Linked DNA regions of Mus musculus: regions 1, 2, 3 and 4 are each linked to region 5. Evidence: chromatin loops called from intact Hi-C (ENCODE). Cell type or tissue: heart. All regions are shown on one strand. Each heading gives the region's core, and the rest is flanking DNA. Links, peaks and the distances in the headings are about the cores only.

Region 1 (5,855 bases), core at 527-5,526, 100 kb before region 5:
TATTTTTAGTAGTGTATGTTATGAAAAGTTTTTTTAAATATCTTCTCTTTAATTTAGGGTCCCCTTATTTTTTTATTTGCTTTACTTTTGCTCTCGAGACAGTGCCTCACTGTGTGGCCCGTGCTGGCCTGGAACTCCATGTCCCCAGCAGCCTCTGCCTCCCAAGTACGAGGTTGCAGGTGTGTGTCAATAAACCTCAGATTTTCTTGCTCTTTGTTTTTTCCTTCCTGGATTGGAATCTGGACAAAGCCTTGTGCATATTAGGCAAGTACTCTATGGCTGAACTAAGCTCCAGGCCATCCCACCTTTTATTTTTGCATATTACTGTACATATTCTCTCTATGGGTCAAGTCAAGTGCTCAGTGCATCGAATCTGGAAAGCACGAGTCTTCTTTTTCAAAAAAGATACTGTTGAACAATACTTGATACAACTGGATGTCACTCTAACCCATTTCCTCTTTCTGTCAGCATATAGCTGAATAAACTGTGCTCCCCGGCACAGGGTACCTGAAAGTAGCCATAAAACAATCTTTCCGATCTATCTTCAGAGGAGCACTGTGAGTCAGAGCTTGCAACCATATCTGCATATCTATGTCACAGGTGCAATCAAAAGGAGATCGTGTGGGAGAGGAGCTTACAGGTGCAATGTCTGTTGCCTGATAAGATGGCTCTGAAGATAAGGCACTTGCCACACAATCCTGACTGAAGTCGTTCCCTGAGTCCCATGGAAGAAGGGAACTGACTCACAAAAGTTGTCTTCTGACCTCCACACTTCTGCTTACATGTTACACACACACATACACACACACACACACACACACACACGTGCGCACGCGTAATAATAGTAAACTAAAAAGTATCTGCTGTTACCTTTATCAGATTAATGAGCAATAAAATAATATAATATTATTTAGAACAATAAAATGAGCAATGTTATTAGCGATTGCCATGGAAAGGAAGCAACCATATATTCTCCACTCAAACTTGTTTTCTGGGTTGTATCATTAATCAGTTAATCATCAAGAGAAATTTTTGAAAATATATTCTAAACCTGTGGGAGTGAGAACTTTTAAGTTATATTTTTTATATTGTTTTCTATTTGCTGTGCTAGCATTCTGATTGATTCTTCAGGGACCCTGTTCTTTGTCACCAGATCAACCAGCCTGGAGCATAAATGCTGTAAGGCCTCCCTCCAAAACCCTCACCCTCTCCTACCTAGCACATGGAACATCACAGAGAGCCTTGTGCACTTGGCCCCACCACCTCCACCACCACTCAACTGCAGCCCTAACTGACCCAAAACTAAGCAAAGTTGGCCGAAAACTCCACCTGCTTCTAGGTCCCAAGCCTGACATCATAGGTGTGTGCTGTTGTGTTCAGCGTTTATTGCCTTTTATTCAGAAGACAGCTTACTGAAGTCATCCATCAAGCGGATCCCAGGGCTCAAACCTGAGTTGTCAGGCTGGGTGGCAGGTGCTGTCACCCCCCAGAGCCATCATTGGCCCTTATACCCACCCCTTTTTTTTTTCATTTATAAGAGTACACTGGGGCTGGTGAGAGGGCTCATCGGTTAAGAGCACTGACTGCTCTTCCGAAGGTCCTGAGTTCAAATCCCACAACCACAGGGTGGCTCACAACCATCCGTAATGAGAGCTGACACCCTCTTCTGGAGTGTCTGAAGACAGCTCTAGTGTACTTACATATAATAAATAAATAAATCTTAAAAAAAAAAAAAAAGAGAGTACACTGTAGCTGTCTTCAGACACCCCAGAAGAGGGCACCATATCACATTACAGATGGCTGTGAGCCACCATGTGGTTGCTGGGAATTGAACTCAGGACCTCTGGAAGAGCAGTCAGTGATCTTACCAGCAGAGCTATCTCTCCAGCCCTACTCTTAATGTCTAATTGTGTTTTTAGAGCCAACCAATACTCAACACCCTTGCCAATGTAGAGCTGATGCTTGGTTTTGGGCTGTTTCTAATGAAACCCAAAAATCATTGCATAGAAATTGTGTAGATTTACAAAATAGTTCTTACCATAGTCGTGGATCACACAGTGAAGTGACTGTTGTACGGCTGCAAGCTGAGTCTTCAGTTTAAACCCTAAGCATCACTCCAGAGTTCCTGCCCCTCCAGGGGAGCCATCAGTGAGCCACAATATATAAAATGCCTGTCTGTGGACATCAAAATGGTTTACAAAGCAAAGAGTAGTTCAGACATCCTAAATTATCTTAAAGGAGGACAAAGCTACAGATCCATGGACCGGGAGCACAATATAAAAGCCCACCGGGCTTTAAATGTTCTCAACTGGAGCTGGAGAGATGGCTCAACAGTTAAGAGCACTGACCGCTCTTCCAAAGGTCCTGAGTTCAAATCCCAGTAACCACGTGGTGGCTCACAACTATCCATAATGAGATCTGATGCCCTCTTCTGGTGTGTCTGAAGACAGCTACAGTGTACTTACATATAATAAAACAAATCTTTTTTAAAAATGTTCTCAACTTTAAAATCTAAAACTGAAGTCTGACTCAGAAAACAGATTGCAGGACAGCCTCTCCTCACTTTCACCATCCCAAAAATGTCATCAAGTGATCCACTTGAATTTCTCTGTTGAGTGTGGGAGCTGAGGCTGGAGACACAGCCACTAAGAGCAATCACTACTCTCGCAGAGGACCAGGTTCAGTTTCTGACACCCAGGTGGTAGCTCACAAACATCCCTAACTCCAGTTTCAAGGTCCTGACCTCGGACACCAGACATGAACATAATAAAAACACATACATGCAGTCAAACGCTTATAAAATAAAAATCTAAAGAAAAAGAAAATATAAACTCGTTTTAAGCTGTGACTAGAGGTGACAGACAGCTACAAGATCGCATAAGGATTTTAGATGATTGCAATAAAGGCTCTCTTTTGCCTGTAGTACAAGACAAAAGAGAGAGATTCTTGCTGTCAAGTTCTTTCCTGTCACCCATTCACCCCCAACATCCTAGCACACCTCTAGTACTTAAATAAAAATGGACCCTATGTGACTTAAAACTGACGTTTAGTGAATGGTGATTGTCTGTGTTCTGCAATCTTTGTTACACATGTACACAGATTGTAAACATCTATGTTCTAATTGTAAGACCCCAACTATCATAATTATTCCAATCTAGTTTGAGAAACTGCAGGCCGTAAAACAGTATGCGCTCCCCCTGCTGTTCGTCTGAGAAACTTAACTAACATTTCCGGTTCCCCGGGCTGGATGCCCTGATTCCAATGATGGTTCGTAAACAAAGGCTAAAGAAAACAGAAATTAAAATCCCATAGCGTTAATAAAGTAGTGGGCAGACGAGGAAGAGGAGAAAGGAGGTTGCCAATGGCATGTCATGCGGGGAAGCACACTGCGTTCGCGGATGGTCTAGGTTAGCCCAGAATTAGGACGTTTCCCAGGTCGGCTATGGGGACATCGGCCTGGAGCTGTCACCTCTCTTGGCCTGAACCTGGCAGGGCGCACTGAGCAGAGGATTTGGAGAAACCGTAATGACATTGAACAGGAGGCTAGCTTAACATCTTGTCCAAGTGCCATCCCGAGCCTCCTCCGGATGGCTGTGTGGAGCGCTGTAGGCTAATGAGGGGGACCATCTGCAGCGCTTGGCTGGCATCTGCGCCCCCTCATCCTGCACCAATGCCTCCTAAAGGGATGCTCTACGGAGGGCTCCCAGCTCCCAACGCGGGGGGGGGGGGGGGGGAGAGCAGTGCAGCTTCGCAGTCGTGGCATCTGGAAGCCAAGCAAATATTTAACTCTGTTTCTGAATTTTAGTAGGCCTCACTGTCTGCAGACGAGCATGTCAGGGAGAAGGCGCAAGTCTGTTTATTTGTAAGTTTCTCTTTATGTCGTCACATTCAAGGCCTTGAATAAGAATGTTTATTTCTTTTATAAAAATTTTATAGACCATCTCACATGCAAGGATTGGAGCTGAGTGAACCGGTTATTTGCTGGCATCATTGTGTCAAACTCACAGACGGATCTCTAAAGAGGTTTTCTTTTTTAAATCAGAAAATTACTCAGACACATTTGCATCCTTTTAAATGTGTTCATTTGGAATATACAGTTAATTTCTGATCGCACGATTTCGGAAAGAAGAAATAACACTGCAATGATAAATCTTAAAATCTTTATGAGCAAATTTCAGATTATGATAGGATGCTATTTTGTAGCATTTGCTTGGCAGCATATGGGGAACTATATACGGATTATAGTAGGCATCAAAATATTTTAAAGCAACCACTAAACAGTCTTAAAGATATGCCTAATGATAAACTGAGCAGTTAAAATAAGGATGACACACTACAAAACTAATGTCAACTATCCTCCACTTTTATTTCAATTTATAATCTGTCATTAATACAGCCTTGTTAAAATCAATTATCTTTTTCCAAAAATACAATGATACTTCCTTTCAAGTATGATTTGAAACCGATTCAATTATGTAAGATTAGCTTCCATCTTAAGAGGTAAAAGGTGAAGAGAGAGAGAGAGAGAGAGAGAGAGAGAGAGAGCTAGCTATTTAAAAATGTCCTTACACATCAAAGCTTAAAAGATTAAATACCAAAAAGAAGTCACAGCACTTTGCCCACCAGCATTTGGTGAAAATGAGGAATTTTCTATATAAACTATTCAGATTTTAGCAAGAGTTTAAAATGCCTCATACAGCAGCACCATGACCATCTATTTTGTGGTGAGATATCTCTCATCAATAAGATTTTAAACATTATTTCCCAACAGCACACACATCAACCAAGCTTCAGGATTAAACTATGCCAATTCTTCATTACTAAACTTCCGAAGCCAGACTTACCTTCCAAAAACAACACAAGAAGTGCTTCCCAGCTTGGATGGTCCTTGTTCTCCATAACCAACACAGATCTACAAATGAAATTTCGAAAGAAAAGTCCTTCACCACCTTCAGCCTTTTTTCATAATAAATTCCATGTATATTATTAGCAATATTGATTTTAGCAACAAGTAAGAGAGTTATAAGCAGCTCCCACCATTTAATGAATGTAATATCTCTGCTTCGAGATTTATTTATTAGCAACCTCTATAGCCCCGGTTTGGTCATGTATTCCTTAATTAAGTGAAAGAAAATAGCTTACCAAGGATTCCTTGTTCTTAAAATAAATACCACATTTTTGGTTTTCATGGAAATCATCATAAACATAAATTTAGAATAAGCATATTTGATAGTAAGCTGAACTCCACATCTAAATTGCATGAAATTGAGTATTTTTTCCCATGGAGTACCAGATACAAATGCCATCTCAGAATTCCTGTCCACACTAGAAATATGTGCTGCTTAGAAGCAAACATAAATTCCACTTACAGGGTTCCTCGGGGCTGTTCTGGTGAGGTTCATAGTCACCACGTGGCTTAGGTATGTATTCAAACCTATCTACAAATGAAAAAACAAAAGGCTCAAAAGTCATTGGCAAAATCTGAACTGCTCTATCGAATGCCAGGAATCTAAAGAAACAAATGGTCTCAAATCCTTTAGGAAAGTGCTTGCGTTTGTCTGGCCTCTCCTCCCTTTGCCTCTCGCCTACTGGTCTTTCTGAATTCATCTATAATTCCTTCTATTCCTCGCTGACCGATTGCAAGAATTCCCCCATTGTGTTGATGAAGAAAAACGTGGGAGAAACAGGAGAAAGGCAATTGGCAAAACAAGACTTTGGGGTTTGAACATGACTGTGCAGTTCCTCACTACTACCACTAGCTGGCGCCAAAGCTCTAAAGATGTGATGATATATTGCGTCCCAGCTTGTTAATTAATAAAACTGTTTTCAAACTGCTAGTAGTTATACAAGGAAAA
Region 2 (5,855 bases), core at 382-5,381, 76 kb after region 5:
TGAAGAGCCAGATGGGTGCAAAATGCTGGGGTGTGGGGGAGGGGCGGGGGAGAGGAATCCACGTGTTCAGCTGTGTGGAGACCCTCCAAGTTCTGTCCTGAGGACTTTGATGGAGGTGGTATCTCATATGTAAACACAATCAATTGTTGATCATTGTCAATCAACTCAGTCTTTGACTTCCCTCCTTCTCTAGAGGCTGGGGGTTGGTGACTTGGGGTGGTCAGTTTTCCTTACCAACTCTGACTGCATTAGGGCTCACCTAGAGACACACCTGTGCACAAGTCTGTCAAGGCTTTTCCAAAGTCCCAGCCCGAAGTCCATGACGGTCACCCCTTGTCTCAGCCTGAGCACAGAGAGAAAAAGGAAGCAGCAAGCAGAGTACCAGAAGCAATGTGACTTTGCAATGTGACTATGCATCTCGCGCTCTCTTGCCGCCATACTTTCTGGGCTATGATGGACCGAATGCCCTCAAACTGACCACAGGATAAACCCTTCCTTCCTTAAATTATTTTGGTTCCAGCAATGAGAAATGGATCCGTCTCTATCCTGAAGCTAGTTGGGGGCCTCCAGCACCCAGTGGTTTTCATTAGCATTCCACACTCTGGGGCCTTTATGGGCTTTGGAGTTGTGTGCCAGGAACCAAAGTTGGAAGCCAATTATCTGTTATATTTATTGTTCGTTGATGGTGCTGGGGGATTGAATCGATATTTAAGAGAGAAGTGTTGCATGCTAGGCAAGCCCTCTGCCACTGAACTACATACCACACTTCTCTCTTAAATATCGATCCCTCCTCCCTCCTTCTCCCCTTCCTCCTCCCCCTTCCTCCCCCCTTCACCCCACTCCCAAAACAGGGTCTCACTATACAGCTCGGGCTATCCTGAACTCACACTCTATTGACCAGGTTTGATGTGAACTCTTTTTTTTTTTTTTTTTTTTTTTTTTAATTTATATGAGTACACTGTAGCTGTCTTCAGACCCACCAGAAGAGGGCATCAAATCTCATTACAGATGGTTGTGAATCACCATGTGGTTGCTGGGAATTGAACTCAGGACCTCTGGAAGAGCAGTCATTGCGCTTAACCACTGAGCCATATCTCCAGCCACCTGACGTGAACTCTTCAGCGACAGGCTAGCCTCTGCCTCTTGAGTGCTGGGATTAAAGGCATGTACTACTCTGCCTGGGTTCTCTCTCTTCTTAGATTTTATGTATATGAGTGTTTTGCCTATTGTGTGTCTGTGTAAGCCTGGTTCCCAAAGAGGTCAGAGAAGGGGATCAGATCATCTGACACTGGAGTTACAGATAGTTGTGAGCTGCCACGTGGGTGTTAGAAATCAAAGCGTATCCTCTGGGAGAGCAGCCAGTGCTCTTAACTGCTGAGCCATCTCTCTAGCCCCTCAAATATCTGGTTCTTCTTATATTATCATGCACCAGAGAGGAATGAAGGACCACAGCTCTGGAAGGACCTTTCTTGAACACATTTAAAGATAACAGAGATCTGGGAATGATGGTTTAGGCAGGACACATGGATAGCTAGTCAGGAAGAGCATCCAAGCCTCCTGGGACTTAGTTTTGCCCTGTGTGTATCACACTTCTTGGGTCGATTGGTGCTAAGGACCATTGGCTTGCAGCTCAGGGTATTATTGTCCTTAAGAGGCATGCAGGCTGGGTGTGATCCCACTGCTTTGGTTACACAGCAAATATAAAGCGGCTTGTCCTCCAGGCTCCTGCTCCTACCCAGTGTGCAGCATGTATCTCCGTGCTCCTCGTCCTGTTCACTTTAGAATCCGATTTTGTCTTTATGCTCAGAGCCCATGGGAAAGTATATAGAGATCTTGGAGCACCAGGAGTGGCTTGGGAAAGGGAGTCAGGCCAATTGGCCGTAATATTAACCGATTTCAACACACACTAATTACTGTAGGTATTCATCTAAGGACAGGTGTGATGTTAATAGCAATTTCCTGGAATGATTGCGGGGGGAGGAGGAGGAGGAGGAGGAGGAGGAGGAGGAAGAGGAGGAGGAGGAAGAAACTGGGTGTGCTGGTATATACCCATAGTCCTATATTAGGGAGGTGAAGGCAGAAGTTCAGGAAATCAAAGTCAACTTTGGTTCCACAGCAAATAGGAAGCCAACTTGGGTTGCATAAAATACTGTCACAACCCTCAACCCTTCCTTTCCCCAAAATTAATTAAAGAGAGAGAGAGATCAAAATTGAGTTAAAGAATATATGAACTGATATTCACTTCTTTTCTTTCTTTTCTTTTTTTTTGGTTTTTCGAGACAGGGTTTCTCTGTGTAGCCCTGGCTGTCCTGGAACTCACTCTGTAGACCAGGCTGACCTCGAACTCAGAAATCCGCCTGCCTCTTTTACTTTTACTTATGGATTATACTTTTTTTTTAATTCCCCTCAGAGATGTTTCATTTTACCACGTTGAAGGTATGGGCCACCTTTTAGCCCCTGTCCAGCTCACTACACATGGACAATTTAGAGTTCTTTGGAGCACTGTATGGCCTTTGAAATGCCATCCATTACGGGGACTGGCCTCCTTGTTTTTCCCTGTCAGCAGATTCTGTGGAGAGCATCTTGCTGGTAGACCCCATTTTATTGTCTAATGATGAGATTCAATGAAGCAGTGAAGGGTAAGGCTTTTAAAATATCCCTAGTGGGGCTTTGATATAGAGCATAAAGGTCTCCTCTCTGGACCCGCTCCACTCCTTTTCTCCTGCTTTATTAATTCAACCGTAAATTGCACACTTTTAATGAAGTGTTACCTTTCTGCTAACTTCCCCAGCTTCAGTTCGGTGCAGCTCCTGATGGTACAGGGACCAGTTTACAGCTGGCTCCAAGCATCAGCTGACAAGAGGATCCAACCTAGCATTGTCACGGATCTTAAATGAAGCCAACACGTTAGCAAACCAGGTGGTTTGGAGTTGGGCCGTATCAGATGCCCAGAGGAAGGACACAAATCACCATGCCTCTGTAACCAGCATGCCACAGGACCTGAGGAGAGTACAGCTAGCATTATTTTAAAGATACAGACAACATCGTAAGCCTGTGGGAGACACATGCATGGGGAAGGGGGTTCGGGGAGGGGGTTAATTCCCTCATCCATTATCAATAATCATTTGCATTGCTATGTGATTAGATCTATTTGAGGGAAAAACAAAAGCAAAAACCAAAACAAAACCTTGTTGGTCAGGCATGGTGGTGTACACCTTTAAGCCCAGCACTCAGAAGGCAAAAGCAGAGGTAGGTGGATGTCGATGCATTCAAGTCCAGCCTGGGCTATATAATCACATGCTGTCTAGAAACAAAACAAGCAGGCATGTGTTTGGAGAAGGGTGGTCTATGGCCGTTTGTTGCCACTGAACTCTACTGAGAACCCAGACCTGCCGGCATTTTTTTCACCTCTATTGCCATCTAGAGGAGACAATTGGAAGGACATGAAGTAAGTCCCCAGATGGAATTAAGTGAAAACCAATACTGGAAAGAAACATTTGTACAAAACTCTAAGAATCACTACACTTTGTTGGCTCCAACTTTATGTTTTTCTCCTCTCTTTCCATCTGGCTCAGTTACAGGCAGGATTTGAATATCCACTTATGGGCTTTTATATCAGCACTTCCGGCATTTCGAGGGCTCCGGTGGACACCTCTTATAGACATAAAATCATGAAACTTTCTGATGAGGTGGTTTGTTTGTTTGTTTGTTTACTTGGATTTTGGTGAATGGAGAAGAGGATGGAGCCTTTCAACACAGAGAGGCAGTTTCCTGACGTCCATAGCCTCAGAACCTATTCATTTTGTGGGGTGTTTATAGGTAGCACGTTGGTCAAATATGTTTTGCTAGGGAGAGCAGTACTGAGCCGTTTTCTTTACAACCTTTAAATTACTGGTGTGCACTGTGGACTTGAGGAGATCAAACACGGGGCAAGCAGTGACCTTGGAGCCTCCTGCCTTTCACAGAACCGATGGGAAATATCCTGTGTACACTTCAAGGACTGTTCCCACAGGCAAGAGAAGCTGGCCTGCTGCATGCACACCATGTGCAAACAGACCAGCCCTTCCTCAGCTCTCCTGCTCCTCTCTGTCTAAACATTGTTGAAGCTTTGTTTTGGGGTTGAGTGGCTTAAAGACTGTAACCATGGTCACTAACAACAGGGATACATCTTTGTGAGCGTATCGTTGAGTGTGCTTTCGTAAGCCTCAATGGTATGAGCTAATTTACTCTATGACATGGCCTCTTGTGCAACCAGCAACTGTAAATGCAGCATCAGGAGGCTGCTGCTGGCCTAACATGACAAACTTTTAAGTAAACTCCTTTTGATCTGGTCTGTGTTGTGCCTCTGCTCATGCATGAGGGGCCCAGACCAGGGTGTTTGTTAGGCATCCTCTGTCACTCTCTACCTTATTCTGCGTGTGTGGGGGTCTGTTTATAAACCTGGGGGTTATTATTTTTTCTCACTACATAGGCAGTTAATAGGCTCCAGTGAGTCTCCCCTCTCTACCTTCTACAGCCCTGGGGTTACATGTACGCATACAATAATGCCTGGCTTGTTCTATGGGTGCTAGGATCTGAACCCAGGTCCTCAGAGTTGTGCAGCAAGCATGATTAATCACTGAGACAAATCATCACCTGCCTTCTCTATTTCTTGGAAAAGATCTCACGTAGCCTGTTATGTAGCTGAAGATGACTTTGAGTTTCTTTTTTTGTTTTAAAAGATTTATTTGTTTGTTTGTTTTATGTATATGAGTACACTGTAGTTGTACAGATGGTTGTGAGCCATCTTGTAGTTACTGGGAATTGAACTCAGAACTTCTGCTCGCTCTAGCCCTGCTCATTCTGGCCCCACTTTCTCCAGCCCAAAGATTTATTTATTATGTATAAGTACACTGTAGCTCACACACACCAGAAGAGGGCGTCAGATCTCATTACAGATGGTTGTGAGCCACCATGTGGTTGCTGGGATTTGATCTCAGGACCTTTGGAAGAGCAGTCAGTGCTCTTAACCGCTGAGTCATCTCTCCAGACCCAACCTTGAATTCTCCTGCATCTCCCTCCTGGATGCTTGGATTACAGGACTCCACCACACTGGGTTTATGTGGTGCTGAGGTCGAATGCCGAGCTTGGTGCAAGTGCTCTTCCGACGGAGCTGCTTCTCCAACCTCTTCTGTTTTACTTTTCTTAGTACGTAGGACCACACTCTAAAATAAAGACAAAAACACTAACTTAGCAACGCACATGTGGGTACTGTGTTCCTTTATTGTCCTTAGGAAGCATTCTGTATTGTACATAACTGTGCTGTACTTTCATAAGTGTAACAGCATGGTGGCTGTATCTACTCCAACAATGTCATGACAGGGATGGAATGTGCTGTGCTACATTGTGAGGTTGGCAATGTCACAAAATCTCCAGTTGCATTGTATCTGTAAGACACCAACTATGCCGGCCTGTGACTACCCAACTATCAGTGTGTGGGTCCTTAACTACGTCCCCCCCACCCCCAGAAGGAATGCAGTAGGGATGGGTTTCTTTTTTTTTTTTTTTTCTTTTCTTTCTTTTTTTTTTTTTTTTTTGGTTTTTCGAGACAGGGTTTCTCTGTGTAGCCCTGGCTGTCCTGGAACTCACTTTGTAGACCAGGCTGGGCTCGAACTCAGAAATCCGCCTGCCTCTGCCTCCCGAGTGCTGGGATTAAAGGCGTGCGCCACCACGCCTAGCAGGGATGGGTTTCTTTTTGACAGTTGCTATGTCCAGATGAAACACAGTAAGCTCATCGGTAACATAAGACACACTCTATCAGCACCAAGGAGCATGCTGTAAGATGGTCTCTCTACTTCCAATACATCTAGTCTACT
Region 3 (5,855 bases), core at 273-5,272, 92 kb before region 5:
ATGCAGCACACCAGGCTGAGAGGATGAATCCGCCGGTCTGGTTGGGAGTGAGGAGTGGGGTGCCCTCCGCAAGAGTCTTAATGAAACCGCTCTCCCAGACGATCTTAGCTTGTGCACCTACCTTTATTCGGGTGTGTTTGTATGCACATCCTTTATTCGGGGTGAACCTTGGAGGGTGGAAAGGGGCTCTTCTTAGGATGAAGTTTCATTGTCTGAGGTTCAAGGTTACCTCATTTGCATGGAGATGCATTCCAGAAAGTTGAGCCTGTAATTTCTCCACGGATTATGTGACTTTCCCCAGGAAGAGTGTGGGCCAGGCTCCCCAGATCAGGCAGAGAAGAAGCCCGGCTAAGAAAAGGGAGTCCTCCATTTTGCGCTAAGCTCAGGAAAATTGTCTGGACACGGTAGACTACAACGTTATTAGCGAGATGCAACACATGTGGTTGGGCTAAGTGAAAGAGAAGTAATTGGTGACCTACCTGTACATTAGAAATCTAACGTCGGGCTGGAGAGGTGACTCAGCGGTTAAGAACACTGACTTGCTCTTCCAGAGGTCCCAAGTTCAATTCCCAGCAACCACAAGGTGGCTCACAACCATCTGGAATGGAATCTGATGGTGTGTCTGAAGATTGCAACAGTGTACTCACATATATAAAATAAATAAATCTTTAAAAAAGAGAGAGGGACTGGCAAGATGGCTCAGTGGGTAAGAGCACTGACTGCTCTTCCCAAGGTCCTGAGTTCAAATCCCAGAAAACACATGATGGCTCACAACCACCCGTAATGAGATCTGACGCCCTCTTCTTGTGTGCCTAAAGTCAGCTACAATGTTAATATATAAATCTTTTAAAAAATAATAAATAAATAAGAGAGAGAGGAAGGAAGAGAGAGTTCGATCTAACGTCAAGGCTCTTCAAACGGTGGCATTAACCTGTTCTAACAAGCTGGAGTTTTTGGCCCTGTCAGAGGTTACCCATCAGACACTTGGACGGACTCACAGGCAGGCTTGGTGATTTCACAGAGTTGAACCTTTCAACTTCTGGACACACGTTTGTGGTACCTCAGCCCCTGACCCAGCGGACAGACGATCTGTGGTTAGGTAACTGCAGCCAGCCTATCACTCAGCTCAGAGCTTCCAAGCTTGACGACAAAATCAAATGAAGCTGAAGGGTTTGTTCGGCTTCCCTTGGTTTCATTAGTGACAATGACAGAACAGTCCTCAGCGTAAGCTTCAGCAGGATTTGAGAGAGCGTTACTCAGTTATTATTACTGCTAAAATAATAATCACGAAAATCACATTTCTATTATCTGCTATGGTGTATCATGAACAGTCCCAGGAATGTAAGATGCAAGAACAGCTGGTGTGGCGTGGTGTGGGAGTTGCATTTGGGTGACTTTGGCTGCGTGCTTGCTGTTTCTTTCAAAGATCAGAAACATTACCCAGCCCTTGAGAGGCAGAGGCAGTAGGTTCTCTGTGTTCAAGGCCAGTTTGGTCTACAGAGTAAGATTTCAGACCAGCAGGGACTACATAGTGAGACCCTATCTAAAATAAATATATAAGGTCAGAATCACAGAAATGTAGGCATTTCTATCGTGTACAGCTGTGTCCCTCCTGTCTGCATGGTACCTGACAGCACAGCCACCCTTAAAGGGCAGACTGCAGTTAATCATGTCCCCAGGACTGTCACTGAAGACGGCTGAACTGGCCATCTGAGTTATATTTCTCAGCAGAAAGAGAACGGCTCAGCGGGAGAAGGTGTGCTTGCTGTGCAATCCTTGTCACAATCCTTTGAAACGCAGACCCACACAGTAGGAGGAGGGACTCAATTCCAGTCCTTAAAAAACAAAACAACAATAATAAACAAACAAACAAAAAATCATGGGTTGCTTTTTTACAGTGTTCTCTGTTCAAAGTAAAGAGCGAAACTATGTTTTCTTTAACCCCTGCCCCAAGTTCATTCCTGGTCACTCTTTGGTTTTGGACCTGGGACAAGGGACTGCGGTGCATATCTTACATATCAAAGGAGACATGACTTCCAGGTTCTCCCAGCATCCCTCAGTCCTACCTGGAATACCTTGAACTTTCCAACCAAGGGGCTGGCCTGTTCTTCCCCCAGAGGCTCTTCCCTATATAATCCAGACATCATTTTATGAGTGCTCTCTCCCCCTCCCTCTCTCCCTGCCTCTTCCTCCCCTCCCCTCCCCTCCCCTCCCCTCCCGTCTCTTCTCTTTTCTTCTCTTTTACTCTCTTCTCTTCTCTTCTCTTCTCTTCTCTTCTCTTCTCTTCTCTTCTCTTCTCTGCAGGAGAGTGCCCTTTGTCTCTTTCTCTCTTACTCTCTCCCCCACCCCCTCCCCCCAGGCAACTCCTCTCCTGGCCTCAATCCTTGGGGCCAGTGAACTTGCCCTAGTGCAACTTCCCAATAAACCTGCCTTTAATATAATTGAATCTGTTTTAAATTGGTTCACTTCTCCAGTGGCAGAAAACTAGCCTATCGGTCACCATGCCTTCTATAGATATTTTTTTTAATTGTCAAAAACATACCCCTTGAGCACTACACTCAGACCAGAGAGGAACACAATCTGACCCTCACAGTACTGATAATCCAGAGTATGCACAGGGGGAAAAAAGGCAATTTATACAGCAGAGTCAAGCATCGATAAATAACACACAGCAGACCCAGGGCAGGCAGGGCACAGGATGGCTCTGTCCTTGCACCAGCTCTCCTGTGACTCCTGTTTTCTTTTCTGCTTCTGCTCTTCGGGAACGTGGAAGGAAACCTAACTGTGCCGTGGGTTCAAGCGTGCCTGGACAGATGTGTCTAACTGGTGGGGCAGGATTTGCCCTGCCCTTGGCAGAGACTCAAAACCGGCCTGCTACTTAAACACATCCTGACAAGTTTAGCAAACGGAGTGGGAGGCAGTGAGGTAGGGAGGGGTGGGAGCGGGTATGTTTGAATTGTGAAAATTCTTCCCAACCCTCACCCCCGTCGGCCAGCAAAAAAGAAAAGAAGAGAAAAAAAAAAAAAAAAAAAAAAAGGGAAGAGGGAGAGTCTTAATTGTGGAGTTAATCGTGTGACAAGGGGCTGACTCATTTCCTCCTCTGACAATAATTCACAGGACTATTTTTTACTCAGGAAACTGGGACAGGAGGTCGAAATCTACGAGCCCAATGGCATCAGCTCAGCTAGAGTCCCGCAATAGGATTTGGTATTAAGTTGAAAAAAAACAAGCGGGCCCTGTGCCTTTGTACATATGAGACAAAGGTGTCCAGCAGGGGAGTGTGGCCAAAAGACAAGCAAGGGCCACTCCCAGCCGTAGGGCTGTTACTGATCACTCGGTGCCACATGACTGCCTCCTTGGTTTCCTGTCCAAAAAAAGAAAAGAAAGAAAACAAACAAACAAACAAACAAAAAACGACAGTAATTGGTGAAGGAAGACGTGTTAGATTACAATGTGGCCAGAAGATGCGTTAATTCAGCCCTGAGCTGCTTTGTCAGTCCTTCTCTGGAGGGAAGGTGACTGGGCCTCAGGAGGTCCTCATTGTCTTAATTCTTTGTTATAGAGACATTATTATTATTAAGTTCAAGTCCAAGTCTGAAGAAAAATGGGGTAGAGACTTCATTTTGAACGCCGACTGACCCATTCTGTAGGAGCCCTGGTAGACCAGAACCTTCCATGTTTCTTTGAGGTCAGCCTCAAGCTCCAACCCCTACTTGCCTGCAACCGTAAATTCCGTGAGTAAAGACAGATCTGAGAGTATGTGAGTGTCTGGCTTTACAGTCTCAGGGGTGGGGGTGGGGTGGCTTGTGTGTTTTGTTGTTTTTGGTTTTGTTTGTTTTCCAAGACAGGGGTTTCTATGATTTTTTTTTCATTAATTAATTTATTCACTTTAAACCCAGTCCCACCCTCCCATCTCCCCCCATTTTCTCTCCCCATCCCCATAGAGAAGGTGAGCCCCCCACCCCACCCCACCCCACCCCACCCCGTACCAACCTGCCTTGGTACATCTCGTTACAGCAGGACTAAAAGGATCCTCTCCCACTGAAGCCAGACAATGCATCCCAGCTAGGGGAAAGGGACCCAAAGGCAGACAGTAGAGTCTGAACCAGAGACAGCCCCCATTCTAATTGTTAGGGGACCCACATGAAGACCAAGCTACACATCTTCTACATATATGTAGGGCACCTAAGTTCAGCCCATACACGCTCTTTGGTTAGTGGTTCAGTCTCTGTGGGCACAGGTTAGTTGGCCCTGTAGGTCTTCCTGTGGTACCTTTGATCCCTCTGGCTCCTTTAGTCCTTCCCCGACTCATCTGTAAGACGCCCTGAGCTCTACCTAATGTTTGGCTGTGAGTCTCTCTCCATCTGTTTCCATCCGATGCTGGATAAAGCCTCTCAGATGCTAGGCTCCTGAGACAGGGTTTCTTTGTGTACTAACCCTGGCTGGCTGTCCAGGCCTCGAAATCATTGAGACACACCTGTCTCTGCCTCCTGAGCTCTGGAACTAAAGACATGCACCATCACGCCCAACTGTCTTTACAATGTTTAATATCTCCTGTGTCACACCCGGCTCCAGCTGGTTTCCTCTTAACATGGAACAGCTATTACACAATCAGTTCTGGGAGCCTTGCTTAGGATCCTGCTAAGCCAATAAGCCCCAAAGAAGACCAAGCCATACATTGAGCCAACCGCCTCTTCTCCCCACAGATATGTGCGGAAGATGCTGAGAAGAATGAAAACTGGGAACCCAAAGAACCTGCTATGGGTATATTGTGTCCCCACAAATTCATAATTGAAGTTTTACCTCCTAACATGGTGGTATTTGAAGGCAAGGCCTTTGAGAGGTAGTAAATAAAATGTATATGAGGCCATCTTTGTGGGGGTTTTAAAGTGAATTTTATTATTTTATGTGTATGATTCATGAATTCTCTGTGCCACTTTTGTGCAGGGCCCATGGAAACCAGAAGAGGGTGTTGGGTCCCCGGGACCTGGACTTGCAATCATAGGTGAGCTGACGCCTGCCTGCTGAGAACTAAGCCCAGCCCTCTGAAAAAGCAGCTCAGCATGCAACCACTGAGCCATCTCTCCGCTCTCATCTTTCCTTTGTCTTTTCTTGTTTTATCACATTAAATTTACTTTCTATGTAGGAGTGCTTTGCCTACATGTGTTCTGTGCAGTGTGTGCTGACTGGTGCTCCCAGAGGCCAGAGAAGGTGTTAGATCCACTGGAACTGAAGTAACAGGTAGTTGTGAGCTGCCCTGTGGATGCCGGAAATCAAACCTAGGCCCTGGGACTGGTTGGTGGTGTCACTCGTCTTTATGAGAGGCAGAGGCGGTTGGATCTCTATGAATTCAAGGCCAGCCTGGTCTACAGAGCAAGTTCCATGACAGCCAGGACTACACAGAGAAATCCTGTCCCGAACAAAAACAAAAGGCAAAACAACAATAACAACAAACAAAACAACAAACGCTAAACCCTCTGGAAGAATGCCAGTGTTCCCAACTGGCTTCTCTCCTACCTCCAAAGACAGTCTTTCTAAATTCAACTCCTGTACTATGTCCTAACCAAAGCAGAATGGAGTGAGTTACGCTAAGTACTACATATCAAATTGAAACATTTAATCAGGCAAGACTCCAAACAGAGTCTTAAAAGCAAGACTGAGAGGCAGGGGCTGGAGACACAGCTCAGCAGTAAAGAACACTTGTTGCTCTTCCAGAGGATGAGGGTTCAGATGCAAGCTCATAATTCAAGAGCTCACAGATGGGGCTGGCAAGATAGCTCAGCGGGTAGGAACACCGACTGCTCTTCTGAAGGTCCTGAGTTCAAATCCCAGCAACCACATGGTGGCTCACAACC
Region 4 (5,855 bases), core at 223-5,222, 68 kb after region 5:
CAACATTGTTTATGACATCTAAAGGAAAGGTATAACTCATATGACCCTTGAAAACATGCTATGTGAAAAAAAAAAAGCTATGCTATGTGAAAAATAGTTTCTGATTCCACAATGAGAGTAAGGTTTAGAATAGGTTGCTGTAGAAATAGAGTGTAGATTAGTGTTTACTTAGGGATAGAGTAGGGAGTTGAGGGAAAGTAGAAGTTACTAATCCATACAGTTTCTTTTAGAGGTGATGAGAACAAACTAAAAGTGGTCCTGTAGCGATGACTACACCTGTCTGTACGCACTCCTTGTTATTTTCCCTGAGTCAGGGTTTCTCTGTGTAACAGAGCCCTGGATATACTGGAATTCATGATAGAGACCAGGCCAGTCTCAAGCTCACAGAGATCCACCTGTTCCTGAGTGCAGGATTTGTATCAGGTCAGAGATGGAAGATCCGGCACACTATTCTAATCTGCTTTCTCCTTCTCTGCCAGCAGGATGGCCAGAGCGCATATGGTTACGAAGGAATAAGATCAGCACAGCTGAAGAGCAGAGCCAACACAGGGAAGGAATGTTCTGGAGACTCAGACCCGTGGCTGAGTGATTTTGAGTAAAAGAGAAATGATTTTGCGTGTTAAAAAGAACAGCAACAGCAATGACCAAGGAACACATCTTATTCAATTTTTGTTGAAAGGAGATTTAGAAATAGTTTATCTGGTCTGGAATTTCTCAACCTCTTATCAATATTGACATTTGGATGGGATAGTTTGTTGCCATTGAGGTAAAAGAGTAAGCTAAATAAATTCTACCTGCCCCCATTTCTTTCAGTACACTTCACAGAAAAAAGGAAAAAAAAAAAAAAAAACAGGAAGAGAAAAATAAGATGACATCACCCATGTCATTCAACTGGTGACCTAACTGCAGCTTGTCAGGGAGTCAAGTCTCCTCCACCTCAGCTAGCTGCTCTTGTCTCACTCTTTAGAAACCAAACTTCCTACTTCTCCATTTGATAACAAGCAAAGAAGGCACTGAGATGTGTTGGCGGACTTTTCTGCAAGGGTCTTAGCATGGATTCTTCTGAAAGGGTCCTCTCCCATTTGGAGGATGTTATGCAGTGGAGGGGGAGGTTAAGGTGAAAGGCAATAAAGACTATGGATCTATAGGACCAGCCACTGTGGGACAGTGGCTCCCTCTTCTCTCTAGTGCAGCCGCTAAGCATTCTTCTTCTCACTCGATTCTACACCTTTAAGTATGAAGGAAGATGGCTCAGGGACGGTCCAGGAAGGAGTCGGGTACAGCGCAGGTGAAGCTGCACATGTCAGAAAGCATCTGAGATGGACAGAGTCCCGAGCAAGCCTCGAGATCAAAAGGGACCGACTGGGAATTTGCTCCGGTATTTGGTCATGGGGCCTTCTACATAAGGCTTCGCTGTGTAACTTAAATATCCTAGGAAGATAAGAACTGATAACTTAAATGGAAACAGGGCAGCTTAATAAAACACAGAAACATATACTCTGTCAGAGGGTACCAAATGATAACAACATCTGAGGAGAGAATATAAGCTACTAAATCTATTGGGAAATCCAAACAAGATTTTAAATCAATCTCTGTTTTTCACCATTTTGAAGTGTAATTCTGACCTAACTGATATCAAATAAACTTATAATGATCATGTTGAAGGGTAGTTTTGTTGTTGTTGTTGTTTTTGTTTTGTTTTGTTTTATAACAGGGAAATAATACATTACAGGGGTCAGGCCTCTTCTTAACATTTATAAGGTGTTACAAATCCCACTAAATGGGAGTAAAGGTTTGGGAAAATAGCATTGGCTATAGGAGACACTGGGGTTTATATAGCCCCCTCCTCAAACTGTAAGAGCAAGGGCTTTTCAAGGGTTGGGGGATTTCCGGAGGACTTTTGGCTATGTAGGAACTTGGCTGAACATTTCAAAATTATTTGGCAGGGCATCTTATCTTATCAGGGTGGAGGTTGGGGTATAGGGTGTGGAACGTGACAAATTCCAGAAAATAGGTAAGACGTGGTCAAATCCAAGTTTTACAGATAACAGGGATGAACTTTTTTTGACCTTGTAACAAGATGGCTTTTAATCTTTTTTTTTTTTTTTTAAACTTAAGATGGAGTCAGGCCAGTCCATTAAAGGCCAAAGGTAAAGGGATAAATGAGACAATATAATTCATATGTTTAACTGTGGGGAAGTTGTAAGTGAAATTGATAAAGAGGATCTTTCCACTTTGATAAAAGAACCAAAGACCAGCCCGATTAGAATGTAAAATTCTTGAACTCTTTGAAGTTTTCTTTTTACCAGAAAGTAAAGTTATGGGGGAGCCTGGACCCCAATTCAAAACTCTTCTCTTCTCTTCCCACCCCTGACAGAGTGGCCTTCAAGTGGCTGTTCCAGGCTGCACTCCATGCTCTCTGCAGCAGGTTCCACTTGGCAAGCCTGGAGCTAATTACACTTCCTAGTACTGTTGTCTGCGCTGGGAAAGAAGTCTAGGCAAGTCCTGGAATTAGTCTTCGTACATTTGAACAAGGAATTCTGAGGTAAGCCAAGATGTCCTAGTGAGGTTTAGAGGGAAGTTGTGAATTCTGAGAATATCTCCTTGGCCTCCCAGCCTCTGTCCCCTGTGGTGAGGAGATCAAGGAGGGTCAGAGCACAACCCCCTAAAAGCCTGAAGCTGGTTGTCAGCTGAAGGCCCTACATCCTGGAATGTGGTCGATAGGAAAGTCAGGCCATCCTGGTGCAGACCTCTGACCTACTTCAGCAGGAAGGGGGAGCCGGGACTGGGCTTGTTCAGTCACGGAAGGTGGAGCGTGCTTTTCTAGCCTTGGAGTGGTCACAGAATCTTATCGCCCCGCACGACAGAGTCTGCCCGGACTTGAGTGCCTGTTAGGTTAATGATTTAAGAGGACATTCACCTTTTCACTCTGCTGAGAAAATACTAGAAAATTCTGGCATTGCTTTATCCGGTTCAGAGAGCTTTCACTAAGTGGGGGCCCTTCCCTGCTCCCCAACCCCCAGTGGTTCACAGAACCAAGGAGCCCTCTCTCTTTGCTTGCCTGCTCTCCTTGTTTCTGTTCGTTTTTCAGTTATTGTCTTGACAGGAGCCTTCTCTCCCTGACAAATTGTCTCCTTCCTGTCTTCCTAACCTCCACCTCTGACTGAAGCCCACTGTACACTTTTCCTCTCTATTCTGCTGGTTAAAAAAGAAAAGAAAAGAAAAGAAAAGGTGGCAGATGGCTCAGAGCTAGGCTGATTTGTTCTGGCTTTCATTTTTACTAGTGAACTCTGCTTGTTTAGAGCAGCCTTTTTGTTTGTTTGTTTTTTTCGAGACAGGGTTTCTTTGTGTATCCCTGGCTGTCCTGGAACTCACTCTGTAGACCAGGCTGGCCTCGAACTCACAAATCCGCCTGCCTCTGCCTCTGCTGGGATTAAAGGCATGTGCCACCACGCCCAACTATAGAGCGGCCTTCTTAAATTAGGTGCCACACACCTGCAATCCCAGCTCTTGAAAGCTAAATCAAGGGGATTGCTGTGAGTTCGAGGCCAGCCTAGGCTACATTGCTAGACCCTGTCTTTTACCACCCACCCACCTCCAAAAACCACCACCACCGAAAATCCCCACCTTCCCACCACATTCCCCAGAATTCCCTTTCTCTGTTCCCTCCAGTTCCCTCCAGCACCAGCCTGCTTCTGCATATGACTTCCCCTCTTGCTTAATCTGAGAGAGCAACATTTTCCAGCCTGACTCTCCTCTTCCTGCCTCATCTCTGCTGAGGAATATTTAAAGACAACACCACCTCTTGGTTTCTAAGAACCGAACCCAGGTCCTCTGAGCCAACTCTTCAGTCCCTCGTGGATCTAAGCTCATCTGTGAGATTTTTATCCTAAAGGCAATGGGAAAGTTTAAGCAAGTGGATTTTCTATTTAAAACTGTGGCTTGGGAAGAGTGCAGCTGGACAATGTGGGAAGTTCTCTTGGGTTTCTCTACTCCTCTTTCTCCTCAGGCTCTGGACTGCCAACTGGTATCTTCTACACATAAATGGGCACATATGTATAAGCCCTCCCTCTACCAAATTGTTTTGTCAATCAAATGTAAAGCACATTATTGTGCAGAGGGGCTCTCTATCACAAAACATAAACATAAAGCGCTCTGCTCCTTAATGTGGAGATAAAACTGATGTAATAAAACCAGTTTGCACAACTGCATAGATGTGACTTGGTTACTTTCCCCTCTGTGGTGGGAGAAGAAATAGGTGATATGTGTCTGAGTTAGTGTTCTATTGCTGTGAAAAGACGCCACGATCAAGGCAATTGTCATACAAGTAAGCAGTTAATCGGGGGATTGATTACAGTTTCAGAAGGTTAGGCCATTATCATCGTGGTGGGGCGTGTGGCAGCATTCTGGCAGGCATAGTGCTGGAGAAGGAGCTGAGAGCTTAATACATCCTGATCTGTAGGCAGAAAGCAGAGAGGGGGGAGATGGAGAGGGGGAGGGGGGGGGGAAGGAGAGGGAAGGAGAGGGGGAGGGGGAGGGGGAGGGGGAGGGGGAGGGAGAGGTGGTGGGGTAGGGGAGACTGAGCCTGGCATGGGTTTTGAAACCTCAAAGCCCACTCCCAGTGACATGATTATTCCAACAAGGACACACTTCCTCCAAAAAGCCTATAGCCCATCAAACAGATCTACTACCTGAGAACTAAGCATTTAAATATATGAGCCTATGGGAGCCACTTTTGTTCCAGCCAGCCCAGTGTAAAAGGAGATGTGGTAAGGCAGTGGTTCTCAAAGTGGGTGACGGCCCCTTTGGCAAACCTCTATCTCCAAAAATATTTACAATTCATAATAGTAGCAAAATTATAGTTATGAAGTAGCAACAAAAATAATTTTGTGGTTGGGGGGTCACCACAACATGAGGAACTGTATTAAAGGTTTCAACATTAGGAAGGTTAGGAAAAGGAAGGGTTATTCCTAGATTGATGACTGGGGTTTCAAGAGATACAGGCACGGCTGGAGAGATGGCTCAGTGGTAAGAGCACTGGCTGCTTGCTCTTCCAGAGGTCCTGATGTTCAATACCCAGCAACTGCATGGTGGCTCACAACCATCTGTAATGATATCTGGAGCCTTTTTCTGGTATGTCTGAAGACAGCTGCTGTGTACTCATATCCATGAAATAAATAAATCTTGAGGGAGAGAGAGAGAGAGAGAGAGAGAGAGAGAGAGAGAGAGAGAGAGACCTTCTTCTAGGACTAGAAACCACTCTCATCAGAGCCAGCTGGCTGGACCCAATGTCCCAGGAGATGCACTGGGCCCAACTTGTGTTGAGGAAAATAGTGGTAGCTGCTCAGACTAAGAGTAGGTTCCCCTTCCCTAGCCTCAAAACACCACAGTCAATCACACATGGGCTTCATCTACTTCCTCATTTCCTTTGGGCAGCCATCCCAGGAACCCTACGATGCAAGAACAGGGGAAGGAAGGTCTGAAATTAAATTCTGAACTAGAATATTTAGGTAATCCCAGTTGACAGACAAATCACAGAACCCACTTGAGAGCATCTAGATTGAATCTAGACAGATTAAATCTACCAGGAAGGATGCTGAAAGTCTAGATTAGGAAATCACATTTCCTCTGGGGCAGATTTTGCATAGGTGTTTGTGGAGTCTGGCATCTGTGAGATTCCTAGTCTTTACAAATGTGGAGCTGCCGGGAAATGGTTTGTAAAGAAACCGGTTTGGGTGAGGTGTGGTGGTTGGTGGTAGAGGAGAGGGCCTTAGGCTATATGGTAGAAGAGACATTTAGGTGGCAGAGTTCTTGGTGACAAAACTAAATGTGAGAGGTGGTGTAGACAGAGCAGT
Region 5 (5,855 bases), core at 599-5,598:
TAAAGACTCAAAGCCCTTGGAGTTAGGCTAAATTTGAATTCTATCTATAATACAAAACAGTTGGGTCACCTGGAGGAGTACTGGCCTCTCTGCGTGCTTCTCTCCTAACCTGGAAAGGGAGGATAAAGAGTCTTTGGGTGGTGGTGGGGTTATTGAGAAATTATACATCCGAGGCAATTATACTATTGTTTGACTTGCAAGGGAGTGTCCACTAACCTTAACAAGTCTCTAGCACGGAAATTCTTAGTTTTCCCTGCATCTTCAAGCTAACCCTGGTTCAAGACAAAATTAAGAATGATGTATTTATGAAAATCTTTTAAATATGCTGGATCATGACCGAGGAAAGGTCTAGAAATAAGGGTAACTACCCAAGTGTTCCCTTTTCCTGTAGCTTTGCTGAGCGTGACGCATCCTAAGTAAAAATAAATGTATATCTGGCTTTCAACGCTTCCTGTCAGTTCTAAAAGAGGGTTGTTCCTCAGCATTGTGTAAGGACCGCTGTTAGTACAAATGGAATTCCAAAGTGGTCCTAGTTATTTCTAAGGCAGAGAGACTGATGTAGCTGTGTTTATCCACCTACACATGGCTTTTCTGTAGTGTCTCAGAGATTCAGAGATGTGTCACCTATCTAGAAAGTCAAGTTTTTCTTAAGTTGTTCTCTCTCCCTTCATTCTGGAGAGGCCAATCTCGAATGTGTCTTTAAAAATAATCTCATATGTCTTATTCAAGATCAACTTCATCTCTTGCCTTCAACAAAGTATTTTATCTTTCCTAGACACCAGTGGGAAAGTAATGGATGCCCACCCCCGCAACCCGGTGCTGAAGAACCATGGAGTCTACTAACCATGAGCACTGTTAAAACAAAATGCTACAGTGCCACAGCTGAATCACTCTCACCATGTCTTTAAATCTGTAACTCAATTCAAATCCTTCTGGACTATCAAACAATGCTTTTTAGCTGAATTATGATCTTAAATGATTTCTTCAAGGTCTTCAAATATTTAAATCAATGTCTGGAAAGAACTAGAAATGTCCGGCTAACAAAGCTTTCACACGGCAGAGAAAGAAAGCAGCACAGCTGCCATTTTTGTAAATGAAATGTTATTCTACACAGGAAAGAGAAAAAAAAAAACTTTACAGTCAAAGTTCATTTGCACCGTGTATCCTGTGGCCAGGAAGCATTCCTTCTGATTACTCATGAAGAGCAGAAATCAGAAAATACAGTTTACTTATTCATCCTAATGAAAACCAGGCTACAACCCCAATCATTTCGGGGCCAAGTTCAAGGGAGGGGTAGAATTAATGCACTGTCAGTAACTTAAAAACTGACACCAGGACCTTCCAGGTCAGCCGAAAGCTTTACATTTAAACTAACTTACTCTTTACCGAGTTATACATTCCCTGGAGTTAAATGGTTTCTTTTCCTAAAAATCCAATTCCGACTCTTTTGTGTGTGTGTGTGCGCGCGTGTGTGCCAACATAAGCATTTACTTCTTTAAAACTGCCTGAAGTATAACCAGAAACTGGTTTTCACTTACATAACAATCTTCAAAACTTAGCAAGAAAGTGTTATGAAACGCAAGCGTCCCATTCGCTGTCTTCAAAGTGCGCAACATGCTAAGAAAATTGAGGCAGAATCTCAAACAGCAAAGAAAAATGTATTAAGGACACAAGCGAGGGATAATAAATAAATGTCTAAAAGCAAAACTTCTGCAACAGTATAAAAAGCAACAAATTCTAATCTATTACTCTTACCCTTGACGGCAAGGACCAGAATATCCTGCCTTATACATTTTGGTATTACAACTCTGTAATGCTAAATCCAAAGACAAAGCCGCCCAGGGGAAAATAACAATTGCGCAACTGATCAACAGCTCCAACTTGTCCCTTGGCCCCAGAGCAGCGAGGTTTGCACGCTATAGAGCAGGAAAGGGCCAACCGAGGGCCTCTGTGACTGCCAACTGGCCGATGTAAGCCAGCCAGAAGCCACAGCCTCGCACACTACGTGGGGCCCCGCGGGTCACCATACTCAGAACACACAGCCCAGCATGGGGCCCACTCGGACCTCGGAGCCCGCCGCCCAGGTCTGCACGTCCTTGCGCCCGGCGCGAGGCCATTCCCGGGTTCCCAGGCTGAAGGAGCGTGCGGAGCCCTGCCGGCAGGCCGCCCGTCGGGGCGCCAGAGCACGAGGGCCACCCGGTGACTTTCTCCTCCGCCCCCGGAGGGCTGGGCTTTTCTGGATCAAGACGGACAGGCGTGATCTTACAGACCAGCTCTCGGGCTGAGGCCGTAGACGGCCGAGCTCACCAAGTCGTAGAACGGGGGTTGGGGAGGGCTTCGGGCGGACGCCGAGGAGAGACCTCAGCTCCCCCGAGCGCGGCCCCGTGACTAGGCACATTTTTACCGGCACCGAATCAGGGAAACTACGCTGCCCCGGAAAAGGCCGGGCGGCGCCGGTTTAGACCGCCAGCATCCACCCCCCTCCCGCCTCTGCGCCTCCCACCCAGCGAGGTGGTGGTGTCTCTGCCTGGCCCCACGAAGTCAGAGCTTCCTCCACACCCCAACCTCGCCGCCCCTGGAGACCTCAGGCTCGGACCCCACTCTCGTCGCGGCCCCAACATCCTCCGTTGCCCTCCCAGCTCGGCGGGGCAGTTCCCAGGCCCTGCCGTCGTAGTCCTGGCTCAGACTGTCCCTCCCTCCCGGAGCCACTATCCCCTCGAGCTCCTGCCGGCTTCTTGGCACAGCCCAGGGGCCCGAAGGTTGGGGCAGCACCTGCTGGGACTGTAGTCCTGGCGGTGGCAACTCCAAGTCCATCATGCTGAGGGCGGACGCTGTGGTAGGGCTCCCCGACGGCGAGGCTACTTGCAGCAGAGGTGAGGCGGCGGCAATGGCTAGTCCGAGCAGCGGAGAACTAGGAGATAGCCTGCTCGCTGGAGTGGCAGGCCAGCCTTAGTCCGCCCCGCCCCCGCCCCCTGGGGGCGGAACAAGGACCTAGGGACGGGACAAGAACTTAGAGGCGGAGAAAAGGCTAGGGCAAGAGGCAAGGGCCAGAGGCAGGACAAGGGCATGGAGGCGGGGTAAGGGGCGGGGCAAGAGCTTGGAATCGCGTACAGGGGCAGGGCAAGGACCCGAGGGCCCCCCGCAAAGGCCTAGGGCGGGGCAAGGGGAGGGGGGGACAAGACGGGGGCCAGTGGAAGGAGCAAGAGCCCGAGGGCGGGGCATGGACCTGAGTGCTTCCGGCCGGAGTTCCCGCGTTCCCCTCGACCCCCCACTGTTGATCCTCCTCTCGCTGTCCGGGGCATGGCGGAGTCAGGTGGGCTGAAGTCGCACGGGGGGCGGAGCGCGAGCAGGAGGCCTTCGGCCCCCCCAGTCCTCTGTAGGACAGCACCCCCTTGCTAGAGATTAGCAGCTGTTTGCCGAAGGTCGCTCCAGCCCTGGCTCTTTGAAGCAGTTTAAACAGTTGGTGCAAGCACACCGGGAGCCCCGGCCCGTGCGCTGCTATCGGAGCTGCCACTCCCTGATTTGGACCTGCAGAACCTTGCCCGCTTTATCTCGCTCCACCGGCTGACTGTGGCGCCAGTTTCGGGGTTAGGGCTCTGAGCTGGGACCCGGACTTTGCAAGAGGCCAACTGCCCTCTGGCCCCAGGTCCCATTCAGTTGCTGGTGCTCAAACACCTCTGCCCCAGGGAGATGGATGAGTCCACGCTGCAAACTCGTGCTCGCTTACTCGAAGGCCCTCCACTTCTCCCACGTGCCCTGGGCTCGGGGCCCAAGCGGTCACTCAGTATCACTTCATCCACCCAGAGCCCAGCAAGCGGGCACAGCTCTAACAGAATCACCGAAGTGGATTCTAAGACTCTCAGGGTTCCTTTACACGTACTTACTCTATTTGGGAATTTTGAGGTATGATCTCATAAGGCCCCACCTCTCAAGCTGTTTTTAGAGCAGCGTTTCTCAACCGTCGTAATGCAGCGACCCTTTAATATAGTTCGTGTTGTGGTGACCTCCAACTAGAAAAGTATTTTTGCTGCTACTTCATAACTAATTTTGTTGCTATAAATTGTAATGTAAGTATCGGATGTGCAAAATATCTGAGATGCTTGGGGTGGCTCTCCACAGGCTGAGAACTGTACCATAGACTCTGCCACTTGGGTTTGGTGGTGGTGGTGGTGGTAGTGACTGTTTTCACAACGTTCATTCCCAAACATACTTCTTTAACTGCCCCCGAAAAAAAATCCAATTTCTAAAATAGTTATATGGGCTTAGAAAAAAAATCGAGGGATGTTTTAATGTGTTAATAGTTGAAAACCCAGAGTATTTTTATCTTTCTCTTTGTTGTTTTAAGTATGTTTGAACACAAATATCTTCTTTTGAATTTTTTTTTTTTTTTTTGGTTTTTTAAGACAGGGTTTTTCTGTGTAGCCCTGGCTGTCCTGACACTCACTCTGTAGACCAGGCTGGCCTAGAACTCAGAAATCTGCCTGCCTCTGCCTCCCAAGTGCTGGGGCTAAAGGTTTGCGCCACCACTGCCTGGCTTGAAATGTATTTTAAAAACCACTACCCTATTATGGGCCTGGGGTCAGTTAGAGATTCAACAATCTGACAAAGAAAGGTCTCTTACTCAGATCCTAGCGCTAGGTCTCCAGCTGAGACTCAGGACTTCTGAATGCAATGCTCAGCCATTTGTTCTCTCACAAACAGAATGCAAACAGAATCTCCTTCTCCAGCAAAACAGAAACAGCAGTAAAAAAAATTTAACCCTTAACGGCCCTTAACATTTGGAGGTCTAATTTTGCTTTATAGTTCTCTGGAGCACCGAAAATTTAAACTTTTAAACATAAAGTTAGCCAACAACATAATATTTCATAGTATTAATGCTGCAGGGGCCAACCTCTGTCGGCAGGAGAGCTAAGGGCCTTGTGACAACTGAAAGCAGAGTTACTAGCCAGGAAGAACCTGAGAAAGGAAATGGGAGGCTTTTACTTCCTCCTTGTAGGGCCTTTTCCCTCTCTCTGTGATGCCAAACCAAACTGAATAGTTTGCTTAGTAGTTTGCGTAGAAGCAGCACGTTTCCCCAAGGTCATACAGTAATCTCTGTGTTGTGCATAAAGCAGATCAAGTGCCCTACCATGCTGTTGGAGTACCTCGGTTAATGAATCGACCTGTTCTTCTAATTTTACAGTAGACTTTTCTAATGCAAATAAATCCTGGGTTATCTGACATCTTACATTTTTGTAAATGACACCAAGCCATTGTTGTAGCTGTTGCCGGAAGAATGGCTGCCAACTGTTAGAAGGGCAGCTGACAATCCTAAGTTTTCTATGAGGGATAGAAGGGGAGGAACTGCATTTTTCTGCTCCAGGGGGCTGGAGAGATTTGCAAAAACAAGTACTCTCTCCATGCCACACTGTCGCATACAAACATCTGAGGAATACTAGAGACAAAAGTTGGGGCTTTGATACATACGCCAAAGAGCTAAAAGCAGGGATGTGATCACATGCAAACCAAAGAGTTTTAACCCAGAGGTGAAGAAAGGAATGCCCACTTGACAAGTGGTGGCCAAGAGCTGTGAGACATCTAAGGCAAGAGGGTCTAGACATATACTCCATAAAAGAGGGAGGGAACATAGACAAAACATTATTAGTCTATAACTAATACATGATGTGACAGCCACACGGGAGTCTTATCTTCAGTGGATCTTCTCGGGCCTTGATGACAGTCCATTTTTCTGCAGCAGGGTCATCATCCCCTGATCACCTGATCTGAAAGTGATGCATCCAGGTGTGGCTATGGTCTTCCTTGACAGCAGCAGAGTGTATGTAGTAAGGATGATGAGGTATGGGTCTTCCAGTGGG

The links. Hi-C counts contacts between places; a loop is a spot of excess contacts. Peaks named below come from ENCODE experiments on the same cell type or tissue, not always from the same donor. Only the 100,000 strongest peaks of a DNase experiment are listed, where the experiment ranks them.
Region 1: it touches region 5 in a loop (2.9-fold over the local background); 6 of 42 quality-filtered maps call a loop at or near these places.
Region 2: a loop joins it to region 5, with 2.9 times the contacts of the local background. A loop is called at or near these places in 15 of 42 quality-filtered maps.
Region 3: it touches region 5 in a loop (5-fold over the local background); 6 of 42 quality-filtered maps call a loop at or near these places.
Region 4: it touches region 5 in a loop (3-fold over the local background); 21 of 42 quality-filtered maps call a loop at or near these places.

What each region holds. Positions count from the first base shown.
Region 1 is chr2:75,600,133-75,605,987 of GRCm38, forward strand. It overlaps Gm50595, which reads right to left. Exons shown (of 7, transcript XM_017319380.1): 2 at 4,845-4,912. Among named protein-coding and RNA genes, the nearest start is that of Gm39853, 10 kb to the right of the region's middle. In heart, for the core only: a CTCF peak has its summit at 3,203 (motif pointing left); no DNase peak of the experiment used is centred there; H3K4me3 peaks cover 725 bases; H3K27ac peaks cover 509 bases.
Region 2 is chr2:75,777,920-75,783,774 of GRCm38, forward strand. It overlaps Gm13657 (a long non-coding RNA gene), which reads left to right. Exons shown (of 5, transcript XR_001783382.2): 3 at 2,792-3,046. Among named protein-coding and RNA genes, the nearest start is that of Gm13657, 4.0 kb to the left of the region's middle. In heart, for the core only: CTCF peaks have their summits at 982 (motif pointing right) and 3,436 (motif pointing left); no DNase peak of the experiment used is centred there.
Region 3 is chr2:75,610,209-75,616,063 of GRCm38, forward strand. The region is part of intron 1 of Gm50595; the gene reads right to left. It overlaps Gm39853 (a long non-coding RNA gene), which reads left to right and starts at 3,184. Exons shown (of 3, transcript XR_866455.2): 1 at 3,184-3,734; 2 at 4,707-4,843; 3 at 4,948-5,145. In heart, for the core only: CTCF peaks have their summits at 590 (motif pointing right) and 3,257; DNase peaks (open chromatin) are centred at 2,823 and 3,203; H3K27ac peaks cover 1,246 bases.
Region 4 is chr2:75,769,991-75,775,845 of GRCm38, forward strand. It overlaps Gm34657 (a long non-coding RNA gene), which reads left to right. Exons shown (of 2, transcript XR_374734.2): 2 at 483-1,669. Among named protein-coding and RNA genes, the nearest start is that of Gm13657, 3.9 kb to the right of the region's middle. In heart, for the core only: no CTCF peak of the experiment used is centred there; DNase peaks (open chromatin) are centred at 2,761 and 3,641; H3K4me3 peaks cover 612 bases; H3K27ac peaks cover 1,403 bases.
Region 5 is chr2:75,701,592-75,707,446 of GRCm38, forward strand. It overlaps Nfe2l2 (nuclear factor, erythroid derived 2, like 2), which reads right to left and starts at 3,072. Exons shown (of 5, transcript NM_010902.4): 1 at 2,773-3,072. The coding sequence starts at 2,817. It overlaps E030042O20Rik (a long non-coding RNA gene), which reads left to right and starts at 5,294. Exons shown (of 2, transcript XR_003953858.1): 1 at 5,294-5,836. In heart, for the core only: CTCF peaks have their summits at 2,104, 2,303 and 2,986 (motif pointing left); DNase peaks (open chromatin) are centred at 2,190, 2,320 and 3,030; H3K4me3 peaks cover 3,591 bases; H3K27ac peaks cover 4,412 bases.